3 separate regions of the Homo sapiens genome follow, and regions 2 and 3 are each linked to region 1. Evidence: chromatin contacts called from ENCODE Hi-C or POLR2A ChIA-PET data. All regions are on one chromosome and are shown on one strand. The core of a region is the stretch at or near the end of the contact, and the rest is flanking DNA. Distances in the headings are between cores, read along the strand shown.

The links. A loop is a pair of places that touch in the nucleus more often than their neighbours do. ChIA-PET counts read pairs that join two places held with the same protein, here RNA polymerase II (POLR2A). Pooled maps may share reads with other maps.
Region 2: a loop to region 1 is called in a pooled map, with 5 times the contacts of the local background. The contact joins the promoter of PLEKHO1 here to the promoter of RFX5 in region 1. A Hi-C loop is called at or near these places in 2 of 50 pooled maps. POLR2A ChIA-PET finds 5 or more read pairs at or near these places in 2 of 52 experiments (MCF 10A and naive thymus-derived CD8-positive, alpha-beta T cell).
Region 3: a pooled map shows a loop between it and region 1 (4-fold over the local background). The contact joins the promoter of MRPS21 here to the promoter of RFX5 in region 1. A Hi-C loop is called at or near these places in 1 of 50 pooled maps. POLR2A ChIA-PET finds 5 or more read pairs at or near these places in 2 of 52 experiments (HepG2 and activated T-cell).

The regions. Positions count from the first base shown.
Region 1 is chr1:151,346,002-151,349,439 of GRCh38, forward strand. It overlaps RFX5 (regulatory factor X5), which reads right to left and starts at 1,251. Exons shown (of 11, transcript NM_001025603.2): 1 at 1,210-1,251; 2 at 488-605; 3 at 204-332. The coding sequence starts at 319. It overlaps RFX5-AS1 (RFX5 antisense RNA 1), which reads left to right and starts at 1,009. Exons shown (of 2, transcript NR_131972.1): 1 at 1,009-1,187; 2 at 1,631-1,890. RefSeq lists enhancers at 84-173, 513-1,712, 767-1,349, 1,316-1,665.
Region 2 is chr1:150,147,994-150,151,431 of GRCh38, forward strand. PLEKHO1 (pleckstrin homology domain containing O1) reads left to right here and starts at 1,923. Exons shown (of 6, transcript NM_016274.6): 1 at 1,923-2,294; 2 at 2,919-3,065. The coding sequence starts at 2,265. RefSeq lists silencers at 1,551-2,010, 2,151-2,230 and an enhancer at 1,863-2,363.
Region 3 is chr1:150,292,166-150,295,603 of GRCh38, forward strand. It overlaps MRPS21 (mitochondrial ribosomal protein S21), which reads left to right and starts at 1,696. Exons shown (of 3, transcript NM_031901.6): 1 at 1,696-1,733; 2 at 2,170-2,284. The coding sequence starts at 2,202. LOC105371434 (a long non-coding RNA gene) reads right to left here and starts at 1,655. Exons shown (of 2, transcript XR_922129.4): 1 at 1,467-1,655; 2 at 1,135-1,332. RefSeq lists an enhancer at 1,984-2,043.

The DNA of each region.
Region 1 (3,438 bases), core at 1-2,500:
TTTCCCTGTCTCTTTATCTGACTGCTAGGGAGGGAAAAGGACTGAAATGCCCAGCAGGTGCTCAAGAATTGCTACCATGGCCAAAAATCTCCCTCTGCTCCCATGCCCTTGCTGAGAGGCAGTTCATCTACAGCCAAAGTGAAGTGCTGCAGGGATCTATACTCAGGTCTTGGACAGGACTTGGAGATGTGATGAGTACTTACGAAATGGTACCTCGGAGCCTCTGAAGAAGGGTGGTAGGTTCCCCAGCCTCAGCACCACCTGGGGGGGCCCTTCCCCCAGTCTTGGGGCTCTTAGCATCAGGCTCATCTTCTGCCATCCCGGCATGAGGGCTAGAATTGAGAGGGACAGGCATAAAGATGTAACTCACACTGGCCTTCCCTTCCCCAGAAGGCCCCAGGGCACTCCTCATCTCTTTACCCAGAAAGGCAGAGAAACAGAAACAAAGCCTCCGAATTTCCCCGGTGGTCTTTTTCTCACCACTTGCCTTCTCCGAAAATTAGAAATTATTCCATTACTTCGCCAGGCCCATATATGCCCAAAGAGATCTTTGCCATCTCCATTCTATCTGCCCCACCTTTCTGAAGTCTCCTAAATCTGGAAAACTGTAAAGGAAGAGATAGGGGGATTGGGAATCCATGTTAGCAAGAAATTTTCATTTCTGCCTCTGACCCCATACTGCCCTCCTCCCCCTCAAAAACAACAATAACAGCCACAAAACAAAGTTCTCTAATTCTCAAAAATACTCCTCACCATTGCATATGCCTGGGAGGTCAGAAAGGATACGAACATATTCTGCCCTTCTAGGCTTGGAAAAAAAACTGGGCCCAAGTTCTCATTACTTAATCTCGCCACGACTTCCCCCGCTGCTCCCCCTCCCCACGTCGCCGGCCCCTACGTCATCTCCCACAACAGCCCATCCTGAGGCGCGCCCCCACCTCCTTCCCTTCCCCCTCCATTCAATCCCCGGTTTCTGCAAAGTGGAGCGGGGGTGGGGCGGGGTAGCGGAACTCATGCGCTGGGCGTCAGAAACCCGGCAGGGGAATGGGGTCCCAGATTCCGGGCACGTGCACATGGGTGAAGAAGCTGTTGAAAATACAGCTACAATCTTTTTCTGCTCTCCTCCCAACTCATCTTGCCCCTCCCTACCTCTGAACAGTCGCCTTCCAACACAAGCAACAATAAAGGTAAGGGAGAAAGAGAAACTACCTCGTAGCCACCTTCACTCCAGCCCAGCCCCAAGGTCCTGGCCCAGCCGGCTCGTGCGTTGCTTTATTTTCCTTTTTCTGAATGGTTGTAACAGCCGCGATCTGCCTAGATACACGGGCGGCCTGCTCTGTCATTGGTCACTGCTGCCACCCGGAGACAGAAGGCGCCGGGCTCGTACCGGCGGCCGCTGAAGTCTGCCTGGTAACAGAATCTGATTGGTCAATAGGGGAGGGAAAATCCAAAGTTGGTCTTATTTGAGTCAAGAGGGGGAAGTCCGGGTTGGGTTTCGGTTAAAACTGGGGTCGGTTGGGACTGCAGGTCCCAAGAGGTTCTTCTCTTAAAGGGACCGCAGGATGAAAGAACGGGCGCTCGGCTCCCTTTGGAACTGTCTTTTCTTTTGCCCTCCCCTTTTGTGTTTCAGTTTAGTCTACGGTCCTCAGAGCTGCCGGAAGAGAAGAATCAATGGATGATAAAATAACTAGACAATGATGGGTAGGAGTGATGGAAGTTCACTGTAAGCTCCTATAACCCCCCATCACCATCACCACATGCCTAATACAACCTGCAGACACACTTACTCGCAACAGACCTGCAATCTGGGCTCTCTTTTCCTTCTTGATGGAGGCCTCAAAACCTCAGCAGTTGTACCCATTAAACTAAAATGCTTTTTCCCTCTTAGTATTTCTTGGTTTCCCGTGTGTACTTTACTTCCAAAGAGTTGCAAATGCATTTGCATCCCCATAGTTCTGCAGTCGGTGAACCCTGGAATTTTGATGGACTCCCACGGGGGTGCTGGATGCCACAGGAACTTTTTACACTCAGGGAACATTGTACTGAATAGGTCATGGGTTCTTAACCCTCTTACTTAAGACATTTTAAGGTTATGAATCAGACAAAAGCAATGGACCCTCTACCATGAAAAATGCACACAGAGACCAAGTTTTGCATCTAATTTCAGAGAGGTCATGGACTCCAGGTTGAAAGCCTCTTACATGGATGTATTTTGTTTTGCGCAGCGGTCATGTTACAACCAAAACTGTATTTGCCATCCTGACATCTAATATGTTCTCCAGGCTCATCATTAATGTGCTTTTGTAAAGAAGACAGTAGTGCTGCCTGAGCTCATCACCATTGCCCTTTACAGCCTACCTTTCCCTATTATCAGCTTCTATGAGTGCTGGGGGAACCCAGGAGATTGTGGAGTTGGGGCAATAAGGATATATTGGCAAGAGGTTTTCTTTTTTCTTTCTTTCTTTCTTTTTTTTTTTTCTTTGAGACGGAGTCTCGCTCTGTTGCCCAGGCTGGAGTGCAATGGCACGATCTTGGCTCACTGCAACCTCCGCCTCCTGGGTTCAAGCGATTCTCCTGCCTCACCCTCCCGAGTAACTGGGTTTACAGACGTGCATCACCACGCCCAGATAATTTTTGTGTTTTTAGTAGAGACGGAGTTTCACCATGTTGGTCAGGCTGGTCTCAAACTCCTGACTTCAGGTGATCCACCTGCCTTGGCCTCCCAAAGTGCTGGGATTACAGGTGTGAGCCACTGCACCTGGCCAGGTTTTCTAATAACAGCTAAAATTTATTTGGTGTTTATTAGGCCAGGCGCGGTGGCTCACGCCTGTAATCCCAAAACTTTGGGAGGCTGAGGTGGGCGGATCACCTAAGGTTGGGAGTTCGAGACCAGCTTGACCAACATGAAGAAACCCCGTCTCTACTAAAAATACAAGATTAGCCGGGCGTGGTGGCGCATGCCTGTAATCCCAGCTACTCGGGAGGCTGAGGCAGGAGAATCACTTGAACTGGGGAGGCGGAGGATTGTGCCATTACACTACAGCCTGGCAACAAGAGCGAAACTCCGTCTCAAACAAAAACAAACAAAAATTTATTTGGTGTTTATTAGGTATCAGACACCATACCAAATGCTAAACACCTCGTGTAATGCTCACAGCAACTCTCTGAAGTAGGTACTGTTACTGTCTCCATTTTACAGATGAGGAAACCAATGTGGAGAGGTGAAGGGACTTGTCCTTAGTCATATATGTAGAAAGTGCTAGAATCAGGATCCAAAGGCAGGCAGTCTGCCTCAAAGCTGATTGTTTTGAGCACTGCCTTAGACTGCATGTATACATATTTGCAGATACTCATAAATAAATATGGGTATAACGGGCTGGACATGATGGCTCATGCCTATAATCTCAATACTTTGGGAGGCAAAGGCAAGAGGATTGC
Region 2 (3,438 bases), core at 673-3,172, 1.2 Mb before region 1:
TCGTGCAGGCTATTTGCTCACCAGTACATTTGGACATTTTGCATCCTCACATATGAAGACACCCTGGATTTGCTCATTATTTTTTCATCGCTCTTTAAACAGGGGGTTAGAAAATAGAGACGGTGGAAAGGGGACAAGATGGTTTGGGGAACGTGGTGTGTGCACACTCATGCCCATGGGAGGGGGTTACAAAATCTGAAGAGGAGACTGCAGTCAGGAAGCCTGGATTCTAATCCATTTAGCCAGTAACTTGATGTATAAACTTGGGCAAGTCAGTTTATCTGGCATGCCCTGTTTCCTCATTTTCCAAATGGAAATATTAATACTCTATATACCTTACAAGGTGGCATTAAAAGTGTAAAGAAATGACATATAAGAGCATTTTGAAAGGATAAAGTTCTGTGTCAGTCTAAAATCGTGGAATTAATTGGTATGGTGAATGGAAAGAAGTTGAGAGGAATATCATTGGATTAGGAGGAAAGGTGGAACTGGAAAAGAGAGGGAGCCCCTCCTTCATTTGACAGACACCAGAAAAAGTCAAAAGAGCCTCCACTATTCAAACCACAAATCTAGCCAACACTTTTATCTTGAGACATCTCTGGAAAAATGATTTTTCCTTTTCCCTGCTCCTCAGTGCCAGGGATTTTTATTCATTTTGTGGTTACTGCATGCTTGCCATATGCCAGGCAATGTGTTTATTAGCTTATTATGATTTCAAAATTAGCCCTGGAAGACAACACATATCTTCAAAGGACTCTCAGAGGTCATCTCATATCTTCCCCTAGCTTTCCTTGTTGATAAAAATGGCAGTTCATCCCTCACCACTTAATACGTGGAGGGACGCGGGCCTAAAGAAATTCAGTGACTTGACCAAAGCCCAGAGTGGTGATGAAACCAGTACCCAAGCGCGGGGTTTCTCACTCCCCTTTTCCATCACACGTATATATATTAAAAAGACATGAAGTTACTAAGATGTGTCCTGGAGGCTCTGAGGCAGATCTGCTGTAGGAGGGATCAGCAGAGGCTTCTCTAGTCAGGGCATTCTCTGGGCGTTCAGCCCTTCCCTCCACTGGGCTCCAGCGCTGTAGAGAGGGTGGGGTTTTTACCTATCAGTATAGCGGGAAAAGATACCCAGGTGGCAGGAAGTTTAAGCCTCACCTGGAACTTATATTGAAAGCCACTTGGTAGAAAGGATAATGGTTTGGAGACAGAGTTCTATTCCTGCCAGCATTGACACTGTGTCTGAAAAGCCAGCATCGACACTGTGTCTGCAAATCCCTCAGCTATTCTGAGTCTCCGTTTTCTCCCTGTGAGATGGAGATCATAAAATCCGCCTCATCCTTAGGATTATTCTCCTGAAGCTACAATAAGGCCTGAGGCATTGTACGCTGGAAGAAACGTGTATTAATAGCAACTTCTGTCCCACCCCATCCCCCAACACGTCGATCCCCTCCGGAGCATAAAACTTTCCCCCAGCATCTGACCTGCCCAGGCCACCCTAGCACCTAGGAGCGTGAATTCCTGATGCGGGTTGTGGGTGGCGCGCCCTCCCGGTTCCCGCTCTCGTTTTTGTTTTTGGTCGGGTAAGGCGATGCTGTAGAGGCTGGCGATCTCCAGTCTTCACGAATCCGCACGTCTCTCCATTATCCACCGCGCCCGCCCACTGGGCCCCGGGGCGGCCGGCGGCCGGGTCTCTCGGGCTCCGCGTGTCGCCCGAGCCGCCGCCGGAGCGAGGGTCCCTGCCCCCTGGGGAGCGGTCTCCAGCCGCTTCGAAGCCGCCTTCTTCCCCCTCCGTGAGTCAGAAACAAAGGCGGGGGGGCGGGGGGAGCGCCCGAGCTGCGGCTCCGCGATTCGCCCTTTATTCTGAACTCGCAACGTCAGCGGCCCGCGGATGGAGCTGCGGGGTGCGGACTGGGCCGCCCACAGCGCACCGGGCCGGGGGAGCGGCCGCGCTGGGCCGGGCGGGCGGGTGGCGGGGGTGCGCTCGGGGACCCGGGCCGCGTGGGCGCCGGGATGGAGGGCGCCAAGGGGCGGGGAGCGGGCGTGCGTGTGTGTGCGAGTGCGAATGCGAGGGAGGCCGGCCTTGAGTGAAACCGGAGCTACAAAGAAGGGGAGAGTCCGGGAGCGGGAGGGCGCGAGGGAGGAGCGGCGGCGCCGGGGCAGCTCCGACGCCCTCCCGCGGGGAAGGAGCCCCCGCGGTGCCGCCGAGGCCCCGACGCGGGGCCGCCCCTCGGCTCGCCGCCCCGCGCCCGCGCCCGCTGGGAATGATGAAGAAGAACAATTCCGCCAAGCGGGTGAGTGCGCTTGCCCGCCCTGCGGCCGCCGCCGCCTCCGCGCTCTGACGACCCCCGCTCCGTCGGCGCCGCGGCGGCCTGGGAGACCCACGGCCCGGCCGCGCCCCCGCCCCGGCGGCCCGGTCCCCTCGGCCTCGGCCCCGCCAGGCGCCCGCGGGGGCTTTTGTTTGTTTACTCGCCTCGGGGGGCTTCAACTTGGCTGAGTTTCCCCACGACCCGCACCTCCCCCGCCCCCGGGCGCCGGGCGAGCGTTTGCCTCGCGCTCCGCCGTGGCGAGGAGACAATGGGAGAGAAAACCAGAGAAACGCCGTTAGTCCCCGCGCGGCGAGGACGGGGCGGCGGGGGCGCAGGGCCTGGAGGGAACCTGGGAGCCTCTCCGCGCCCGGCCGGCGCCCCTGCCACTTGCAGCCCCGGTTGTTTATTCGGGAGCGGGGGAGGGGAGCGGGGGGAGTTCCTCGGAGTGAAAACCTTTCCGAAGTGGGAGCGAACCTGGGGCGGCCCCCCGCCCCCCGGCCGCAGCCTTCGGAGGAGACTGGGCCGCCGAGGCGGTCGTGAGAGACGGACGGAGAGGAAGCGCCGGCTGGAATCTCCTAACCGCCCGCTTCTCATCTTGTCCTGGGGCAGGGACCTCAGGATGGAAACCAGCAGCCTGCACCGCCCGAGAAGGTCGGCTGGGTCCGGAAATTCTGCGGGAAAGGGATTTTCAGGGAGATTTGGAAAAACCGCTATGTGGTGCTGAAAGGGGACCAGCTCTACATCTCTGAGAAGGAGGTGGGTGCCTCTTGCCTCTAACTCTCCGTTTTCTCATAGCCCCCACTTTGTCACTCCCCAAGGGCTCGCCTAGCTTACTCCACCCCCGTTTTGTTCCAAAGGCAAGTTCAGTGGTCTCCTCTCTACCCCCATCTCATCTGCAGAGAAAGGCCACCCTTTAATGAGAAGACCAGAGTGAGAATTAGAAGTTGAGTTGGCCGCTTACTCAGTGTTTTTTTGTTTGCAAATACCTTTCTAACAACGATAAGCCCCTCCCAAGATGCCCCAGAAGTTCTAAGTGTCCCTTGCTGCCTCCCACCCTAACCTGGCCTCCTGCATATAGGATTTCTTTTCTATTTCTGCTGAAACAGTTTAGCCTATTCGCCACCCCTTC
Region 3 (3,438 bases), core at 446-2,945, 1.1 Mb before region 1:
TTGAAGCCAGTGCCTTTCACCACATTATGCTGTGGCATATTTTATTTATTATTTGTTTGTTTATTTATTTTTTGAAATGGAGTTTCACTCTTGTTGCCCAGGCTGGAGTGCAATGGTGCGATCTCGGCTCACTGCCACCTCCGCCTCCCAGGTTCATGTGATTCTCCTGCCTCAGCCTCCCAAGCAGCTGGGATTACAGGCATGTGGCACCACGCCTGGCTAATTTTGTATTTTTAGTAGAGACAGGGTTTCACCATGTTGGCCAGGCTGGTCTCAAACTCCTGACCTCAGGTGATCTACCCGCCTCAGCCTCCCAAAGTGCTGGGATTACAGGCGTGCGCCACCGCGCCTGGCCCTATTTATTTATTTATTCATTTTTAATTTTTTGAGACAGGGTCTCACTCTATTGCCCAGGCCAGGGTGCAGTGGTGTGATCAAAGCTCGCTGCAGCCTTGACCTTCCAGGCTCAGGTGATCCTCCCCCTCAGCCTCCCAAGTAGCTAGGACAACAGGCCATGCCACTACACCCGGCTAATTTCTATATTTTTTGTAAAGACGGAGTTTTGCTTTGTTGCCCAGGCTGGTCTCGAACTTCTGGGCTCAAGTGATCCGCCTGCCTTGGCCTCCCAAAGTGCTGGGATTACAGGTGTGAGCCACCGCGTCCAGCCCATATAATTTATTTTGCATTTATTATATACTACTTTGTTTTAGTATCTTTTATGTGGTCCTAGTGGTCCAGGAGGCACTAGAGTGGTATCAACAGTATCTGACACAGAGTAGTCATTCAGTGAAAGTTTGTTGACAAGCATAATAATGTCCCAATCTAGTTCTATTTCGTTACTTTGGACCTGGCTTACTCTGAGGTGGGCTTAAGTGTTAGTGTAAGTTATTAGCATCAACTGATGATGCACACGTCTGTGTCTGTGTCTGTGTGTGTGTGTGTGTGCGTGAGCGTGCGCGCGCACTCTCTCTCTAAGGGAGGTACGTTTTCCTACAGCCATTAGATGTTAACTTACGTGAATAACCATAAATGGATATGTACAGGTAGCATACAAATAGGAGGACGGGTGTCTCCACAGCGAAGAAGAAATTTAAAAGGAGGTTTTTCAGTAGGTCTCATTAGCACGAAAAGGCATAGAAGCTGACATAATTTTTTATTCTAAACCCTGCAGGTGTTTCCCATATATCTTTATTGATTTCACTTTATGTAGTTAAATTAGTGGGAAGATGATATAGGAAACTCACAGTATGTTTATTTCTTTTCCTTAGCACTTAGGCAGATGACGTGTATGAATCAATCTATTTTTCGTCCGGAGAGCAGATCTCAAAGAGTCTGTCCTTTCCAAAGAGAAAACAGGAAGCATCCTCAGGAAGCGCCTACTTCTCTTGTTTTCCATCGAGAAAGAGAAATGGCTCAAATATTTATCAAGGATTTCACAGGATTAAGGGGTATGAAATTGGGCTGACCTTCTCAGAGGCCGAAGGACTTCGACTCCATGAGAGGGCGAGAAACGTGTTTCGGGGGAATTTAAGTCAATGAGTATTTTGCTTTGTCAGGTGTAGAGTCCAGGCCCGGGGAAGAGAGGCAGTCAACAGAGGCCAGAAAGGACGTTGCTATGGTTTCCACGCACGTTGTCTCCCTCGGCCTGTTTCTTTGCGCGGCGCTGGCGATTCCGTAATTTCCGCTTCCGGTAGTGAGAACCCTTCCGGTGGGCTAGGTACTGAGCGCGCGAGGTGAGGAGTTGTGCAGGGTTTGGGGAAAGGAAGGCTGGCTTGGCGAGAGGGCAGGTTTGCGGGCTTTCGCCCCCTTTTCCAAAGACCAACAAAGAGTCCTTCCCCAACTCCCAACTCAACCCCTTTTGGAACTATGTGTGGTGGTTGGGACCCTGTGGCGCATCCTTGTCGCTCGTGTCCTTCTCATGCCCGGCGACGCGTCTTTGTGGTAACGCCCTGCTGCCATCTCTTTTCTTCTCTATGCGAGGATTTGGACTGGCAGTGAGAATAAGAGACAACGATTCACGTCTACTTTCTAGGATGACTTCCATGTGCTCCATCTCGCGCGTCCCTGAGCATGTTGAATTTCCAAATCCTAAATAAGCCGCGCGGTGTAGTTTGTATTATGTTGCGTTTCTCTTTCTGCTTTCCTCGCCCTTTCTCCATCATCCTTTAGGCTCTACAGAGTGAAGGTTTAAATCCAAGGTCATGGCAAAACATCTGAAGTTCATCGCCAGGACTGTGATGGTACAGGAAGGGAACGTGGAAAGCGCATACAGGACCCTAAACAGGTAACTGTTAAGGGACCAGAATCATGCCTAGACTCTCTGGGAAGTGCGGTGGTTATTCTCTCCCTTCCCCTTTCGTTGATTGTTCTCAAAACAGTGCCAGCCCAGGTGTTCACAGTCTCTTAAAACGTCTCAGCCCCTCAGTTTATTATCTTAAAAATGAAGTTCTGGGCCGGGCGCGGTGGCTCACGCCTGTAATCCCAGCACTTTGGGAGGCCGAGGCGGGTGGATCACATGCGGTCAGGAGTTTCAGACCAGCCTGGCCAACATGGTGAAACCGTGTCTCTACTAAAAATACAAAAATTAGCCGGGCGTGGTGGCAAACGCCTGTAATCTCAGCTACTCGAGAGCTGAGGCAGGAGAATCGCTTGAACCCGGGAGGCAGAGGTTGTAGTGAGCCAAGATCGAGCCACTTGCACTCCAGCCTGGGCAAGAGTGAGACTCTATCTCAAAAAAAAAGAAAAAAAGTTCTTCCTCAAACCTAACTGTATGAATTGTATTCAACAAGTAATCACCCCCCGCACCTCCCCGCTTTTAATTTTAATTTTAATTTTTTTTTTTTTTTTTGAGGCAGAGTCTCGCTCTGTCACCCAGGCTGGAGTGCAGCGGCACGATCTCGGCTCACTGCAAGCTCCGCTTCCTGGGTTCACGCCATTCTCCTGCCTCAGCCTCCTGAGCAGCCAGTACTACAGGCTCCCGCCACCACGCCCGGTTAATTTTTGTATTTATAGTAGAGATGGGGTTTCACCGTGTTGGCCAGGATGGTCTTGATCTCCTGACCTCAAGTGATCTGCCTGCCTCTGCCTCCCAAAGTGCTAGGATTACAGGCGTAAGCCACAGCGCCCGGCCCCGCTTTTTAAAAATTGAGACAGGGTCTTGCTGTGTCACTCAACAATCCTCCTGCCTCAGTCTCCTGACTAGCTGGGTCTAGTGACGCACGCCACCACCGCAGTTAATTTTTGTATTTTCTGTACAGAGGGAGTCTCGCCATGTTGCCCAAGCGTAATGACTCCTTTTATGAGGAACCTGAATTCTTTAGAAGACTTAAAAAAGAGCCCAAATGGAAAATCAAGATGTGAAGTTGCTAGGAAGCGGGAACGTAGTATGATAAATAGAAAGCTGAGGGAGTGATTGGTGTGGGACAAAGCTAAAGGAAA